Linked DNA regions of Homo sapiens: region 1 is linked to region 2. Evidence: chromatin contacts called from ENCODE Hi-C or POLR2A ChIA-PET data. All regions are on one chromosome and are shown on one strand. Each heading gives the region's core, a stretch centred on a gene start or an enhancer-like site at or near the end of the contact. The rest is flanking DNA. Distances are from core to core; before and after follow the strand shown. Region 1 overlaps PRDM16 (PR/SET domain 16). Region 2 overlaps PRDM16 (PR/SET domain 16).

The links. A loop is a pair of places that touch in the nucleus more often than their neighbours do. ChIA-PET counts read pairs that join two places held with the same protein, here RNA polymerase II (POLR2A). Pooled maps may share reads with other maps.
Region 1: a loop to region 2 is called in a pooled map, with 2.2 times the contacts of the local background. The contact joins two enhancer-like sites. A Hi-C loop is called at or near these places in 1 of 168 maps with a recorded cell type or tissue (ascending aorta), 1 of 37 single-sample maps with no recorded cell type and 7 of 50 pooled maps. POLR2A ChIA-PET finds 5 or more read pairs at or near these places in 2 of 52 experiments (HEK293 and WTC11).

The regions. Positions count from the first base shown.
Region 1 is chr1:3,112,208-3,114,907 of GRCh38, reverse strand. All of the region lies in intron 1 of PRDM16 (PR/SET domain 16), which reads right to left. Among named protein-coding and RNA genes, the nearest start is that of MIR4251, 14 kb to the left of the region's middle. RefSeq lists enhancers at 105-680, 681-1,257. Within about 2 kb of position 1,397, at least 3 of the 41 ENCODE cell types and tissues checked have a DNase peak (open chromatin) inside an H3K27ac peak, as active enhancers do; they include ascending aorta, where a contact is called at or near this core.
Region 2 is chr1:3,282,882-3,285,581 of GRCh38, reverse strand. All of the region lies in intron 3 of PRDM16 (PR/SET domain 16), which reads right to left. LOC124903828 (collagen alpha-5(IV) chain-like) reads right to left here. Exons shown (of 2, transcript XM_047436627.1): 1 at 1-2,700. Among named protein-coding and RNA genes, the nearest start is that of MIR4251, 160 kb to the right of the region's middle. Within about 2 kb of position 1,446, at least 5 of the 41 ENCODE cell types and tissues checked have a DNase peak (open chromatin) inside an H3K27ac peak, as active enhancers do; they include ascending aorta, where a contact is called at or near this core.

The DNA of each region.
Region 1 (2,700 bases), core at 148-2,647, 170 kb after region 2:
GGGCTGAGTGCGAATCCTGCATCCCGGCCAGGGCCTCTTCCTCCCCTTCCCACAACATCTGGGACTCTGGAGATCAATTGCAGGGCTGACCTGGGATGGTCTGGGCAGGGCTGGGAGTGGTGGCTGTTTGGTGAAGCGCAGGAGCTCCCCGTCAGGGGCCTGCACCCCACCATCTACCCGGCTGCAGGAGGGTGCCTTCCCTCTGTGTGTGTGTGCACCCGGGTGCATGTGTGCATGTGTGTTTGTGTGTGCACGTGTGTGTGCTTGCACATATGTGTGTGTTCATGTGTGTATGCACGTGTGTGCATGTGCACGTGTGTTCTTGTGTGTGCAAGTGTGTGCTTGTTTGTGCACGTGTGTGTGTTCATGTGTGCATGTGTGCGTGTGTTCATGTGTGTGTGCATGCGCGTGTGTGCGTGCGTGCGTGTCTGTTTACACTGCGTGTGTGCGTGTGTGTGCGTGTGCGTCTGTTTACACCTGGTGTGTGCATGTGTGTGCGTGTGTGTGCGCGTGCGTGCGCGTCTGTTTACACCTGCGTGTGTGCGTGTGTGCATGTGTGCATGCGTGCGCGTCTGTTTACACTGCGTGTGTGCGTGTGTGTGCGTGCGTGTGCGTTTCCACTGCGTGTGTGCGTGTGTGTACGTGTGCGCGTGCGTGTGCATGTTTACACTGCGTGTGTGCGTGTGTGTTCGTGTGCGTGTGTGCGTGCGTGTGCGTGTGTGCGTGTGTGTGCGTGTGTGTGCGTGTGTGTGTGCGTGTGTGCAGTGTGCAGAGATACACGCCGCTGTCTTACTGCAGCACGGCGCCATCACAAATGAACATGCAAATACAAATCTACACTTCAAAACTTGGCAACTTTGTCCCTGAAACTCCTCCGCACATGACTAGTAGGTTTAAAAACAAAACCAAAGAAAACAGAGGAACCACTCCAGTGTTTGTCCTTCACATCCCGAGTGGGAGAGAAAAAAAAGAAAAAAATTCTCCCTCAAAATGAAACAGAAAATATTCTCAAGGGAAAGCATCTAACTCCTTCGATTCCAGAGCTTCTGAGCCCAGAGCCGGCCTGAGGGAGGCAGACACAGGGGCACCTTCGAGGGAGTCTGGGCCTCCCTGCCAGGATGCAGCCTCTGCCTCTGGCCCAGGGCCCCCAGACGGGGGTTCTGCCCTGGGGCACGCGGCCATGTCTGGGGATGTGTTTGGTGGTCAGCTCTGAGGGGGAGCCACCCTGGTCTGGTGGGTGGGGGCCGGGAATGCTGCTCAGCGCCCTGCAGTGCCCAGGACGACCAGCAAGACAAGGGATTATTCGGAGCAAAGTGTCAGTGACGCCAAGGCCAGCCATGGACGCAGGCCCCTCCCGCTGGCTCAGGCCTCGGCCTTGGTCATAATGGGTCTGTCTCGTCCCCTCCCCTCCCTCCCTCCCTCCTTCCTCCGAGCCTTCCTCTCTAGGCACCTTTGCTAAGCACCTAGTAAGTGCAGGTCCTGGGCATCCCCACGCCCTCCCCTGCCCAGCTGAGGACTGAGTCACACTCGGGCTGGGACCTGCAGTGAAGGAGCCACTGTGTTCCAGGGTCACAATCCCCTAGCCGTCCTGTCTCCTCCGGGCCCCTGTCCTGCTTCCCCTCCCACTCCCCTGCACCTGATGCTCCCTCCAGTGGCCCACAGCCAGGCCACCGCAGACGGGCTGACCAGAGCTTGGGGGAGAACATTGCAGTGTGCACAGCACGGGTGTCCAGCCCCCTCCGTGGAGTCCCTGTGGCCCAGTAATATCTCAGATCTGCTGGAGCCACACAGGCCACAGCCCCCTCCACAAGAGGCCCCCCAGTATCACAGAGGCTGGCTGTTCCCTGGGTCTGCTTCTAGCTGGGGCTCTGGGTGCCCCATGGCAGGCCCTGCACCAGTCTGGGAAGACTTGCATGGCACAGGGAGCACACCCCAGTCCTTGTAACTGCCAGCTGAGCCCTTTGCACATGTGACCTCAGTGAGTTCCCACAGGCTCTCCCCGCAAGAAGGATGGCCCGGGACCCCGTTCCACAGGAGGATGATGGGGCTGGAGCCCAGGCGGGCCCTCGGGGCTGCCCACCCCTTTGCCTCCCTGAGCGACTCCAATTAGGGGAGTGCAGACCTCAGACGGATTTGCCAATGCAAGGGTGACTATGCCCTTAGCTGGCAGAAACCCTCACCGGGGAGCAGCTGCCCGGCTGCAGGGGGTGGTCCACGCAAGTGGGAAGGCCCTGTCTGCAGGAATGCGGCCCGGCCAGGGCACCAGCGATGGAGGACAGGCTCCACAGACGCTCCCTCCACCAGCAGCGTGGGTTGGAGCTGCAGGCTGCTGGAGTCAGGGCAGCAAACATCAATCCCCAGGCGAAGGCCACTGAGCGGGGCCCTGGGGCGAAGCCGGCCCGGGAACACAGAGCCTTCCCGTGCAAACTGCCTCCCGCACCCCAGGCTGTGCAAGCGCGGGGCTCCTCTTACTTGAAAAAAGAATGTTTACAGACCAAGATAATGCTTATGACTAGAGAGAAGCGAAAAGAGAGGCTGAGAGGCCGGTTCCCGGGGCCCACGATGGATGCTCAGCCCTGAAATTTCATCATTTCGTATAAGTGGGAATTTGGGGACAAAGCCGTGCTCCCTTCTGTTTCCTCTGCCTTTTGTCACCACGGGTGAAACGCCGAGGCTCCTCCGAGGTCCGTTTAATCCTTT
Region 2 (2,700 bases), core at 197-2,696:
GCCCGAGCGAGCATGTCACAGCTCCAAGCTCCCGAGCGAGCATGTCACAGCTTCCTGGGAGCATGCCTGCTCCCAGGAAGGCAGGGGACATGTCCGTCCCGAGATTTGTGAGTGGGGGCGACACAGCGGCTGTGGCAGGGCTGCTCAGTGGCCTGGGAATGCTTTGCAGCATCACAGGGATCAGGTGAAAACGTAAAACGACCTGAAAGGCAGAGCCTGGGGAACAATGGGGTGAGGGCAGAGGGCAGAGCTGCTTTCCCAGCCACACCTGGAGAGGTAATCAGAACGCCCAGGTGGCCAGCTGGAGGGGAGAGGCAGGGGCCTCCACGGGGCTGGGGCCAGAGGGCTGGGGTGCCCCAGGCCAGACTTTGCTCCTGGCTGCAGTCCACACAGCCCACCTCACCCTAGGTTTGCCCAGTGGGCTCTGAAAACCTCACCAAGGACCTTGGGACTCTCAGCAGGAAATGCTGGGGGCTGGCCCAGAACTTGGGGGGGCCAGAGAGTGCCAGCCTGCCTCCCTTGCACCCCGTCCAGGGCACCAGGTGAAGCGTTCCATGCTCAAGGGCTATACCGGCCAGAGAAACCTACCAACATTCGCCTCCGAAAGCCCGGGCCCAGAGGGGAGCAGGTCACTCAGGGCTTACAGCCCAGGAAGGGCCAGCGTGGTGAGTAGGTGCACCAAGCTCGGAAGCTGCCCTGGCGGCTGCAGACTCCTCAGCCCGGCCTCCAGCTCTGACCCTTCTCTGCTCTGCCCTGGCCTGGGCGGGACCACGCTGGGTTTCCCAGGCTTGGCCACCCCAGGCTCACAGGTGCTCCGTGAAGCCCCCAAGACGCATGGCCGTTTCTAGAAGCAACACCCCTTATCCTCCTCTCTGGCTGAGAATGAACCCTCAGATTCCCCATCATAAGGCCACAGAGTCTATCTGAAGATGATCTGTATCAAGACCGCACTCCCACGTTCTCAGGGTGTGGGGCTCCCCCTGGCCGCCCCTTTCCCTGCAGGGCTGAACTCTGGCTGCTGGCAGGTCCTGGCTCCCGAAGGCTTCACGGCGACAGTGCCAGGAGAAGCCCACCTGGCAGTTGCTTTGCTCTGGACAGACTCCTAGGCCACCGGGAAACAAACTCATCATTTTGGCCACGCCTTACACTGGTTTTCTCTGAAAATTCTGGCCTAATAGGAGAACGCCCACCTGGCTCTTCCTCCCTCCCCCTCCAGATAAATACTGCCATCTTAACACTTTAAAAAACACACTCCAGGAACCACTCAGTTTACATAAAAAGCCAGACAGGGGCCGAAAACGTTTGACTCTTTATTTTAAAGGTTCCCAAAAGGCAGATAATGTCTGGGGAACCTGGGACGCTTAATGTCGGTTTGCCTTTGCAAACCGGTGTGCTTTGGCGAGATGTCCCCCAGGCAGGCGATAGAGGGCGCCTCCACCCCAGCTTCCCGGGCGGGCTACGGGTGGCGGGTGGCGGGCAGCAGCCCCTGCCCCAGGCCCAGGCCATGGGAGGATGGCCCCCAGCTCCAGGCCCCCCCAGGCCCGCTACCCTAGGATGGCGGCATCCCAGCCAGGACCACAGGCCAGGCCCCCAGCGCACTTCCAACCCTGCGATGTGCCTGCGTCTCCTGGACACACCGCGCACCGGTCCCCCGAATCTGAGCCACATTCCTCCCGCGGAGGCACCTGGGCTCCTGCAGATCCTAACCTCTTAGCTTTGCAGGCTTGGATGTTGGTCGGGGAGGCTGTGTGGCCGCAACACCACCAGCCGGCTTTGCTGGAAGATGCTGGGGGAAGCAGGCGGGAAATATACTCTTCCTTTGACCTTGAGGTCTGGTCCCCATAACCCTTCGCTGACCGCCCCGTCTCTCTTCCTCTGACCTTGAGGTCTGGTCCCCATAACCCTTCGCTGACCACCCCCTGTCTCTTCCTCTGACCTTGAGGTCTGGTCCCCGTAACCCTTTGCTGACCGTCCCCTCTCTCTTCCTCTGACCTTGAGGTCTGGTCCCCGTAACCCTTCGCTGTCCGTCCCCTCTCTTCTGTGTGTCTGTCTCTGCTGTGGACCTAGGGGCACCGCGCAGTGTGGGGCAGAGGCTGTTCTTTCCACTCTGGGGAGTGGGTGAGTTGGGTCTGCCTGGGGCTGTCCTATGCCATGGAGCCCACCTCCAGGGTCTGGCTGCAGGAGGGAGGGAGGGAGAGAGGGACAGAGGGAGGGGCATTGGAGAATGAACAAGGTTGGGGGGCAGCTGTGTCCTTCATTGGCCTAAGGCCATTTGCAGCCACCCCGGGCCCTGGCCAAGGCCTGGACAGACATTCCCTGGCACCTCCATTGCAGGGACAGCCCCGCCTCTAATGGGCAGCTGTGCCTGGGATATGCTGTGGAGCCCAAGCAGGAGGGAAGGTGACGAGGGGCTGGCTGGCCAGTTCCCACCCATGAGCCCGGCCACTGGGTCAGACCCCTCCAAAACCAAGTGTCGGGAGGGGCAGAGTGAAGACGCACCCCGCACCTGCTCGGGAAGCGCTGCCTCCCACCCGGCCTCACAGCCTCGCCTGTCTCACAGGGAGCCTTCTGCAGCATTGACTCTGCACTGAAAGATGACAGTGTCAAAGAAAACTCAGAAGGAAGGGAAGGGAGACGCCCCTCCTCTAACCGCCCTAATACTACCACGCCTCTCACTGCACCTGCAGGGGAGCCCTCACT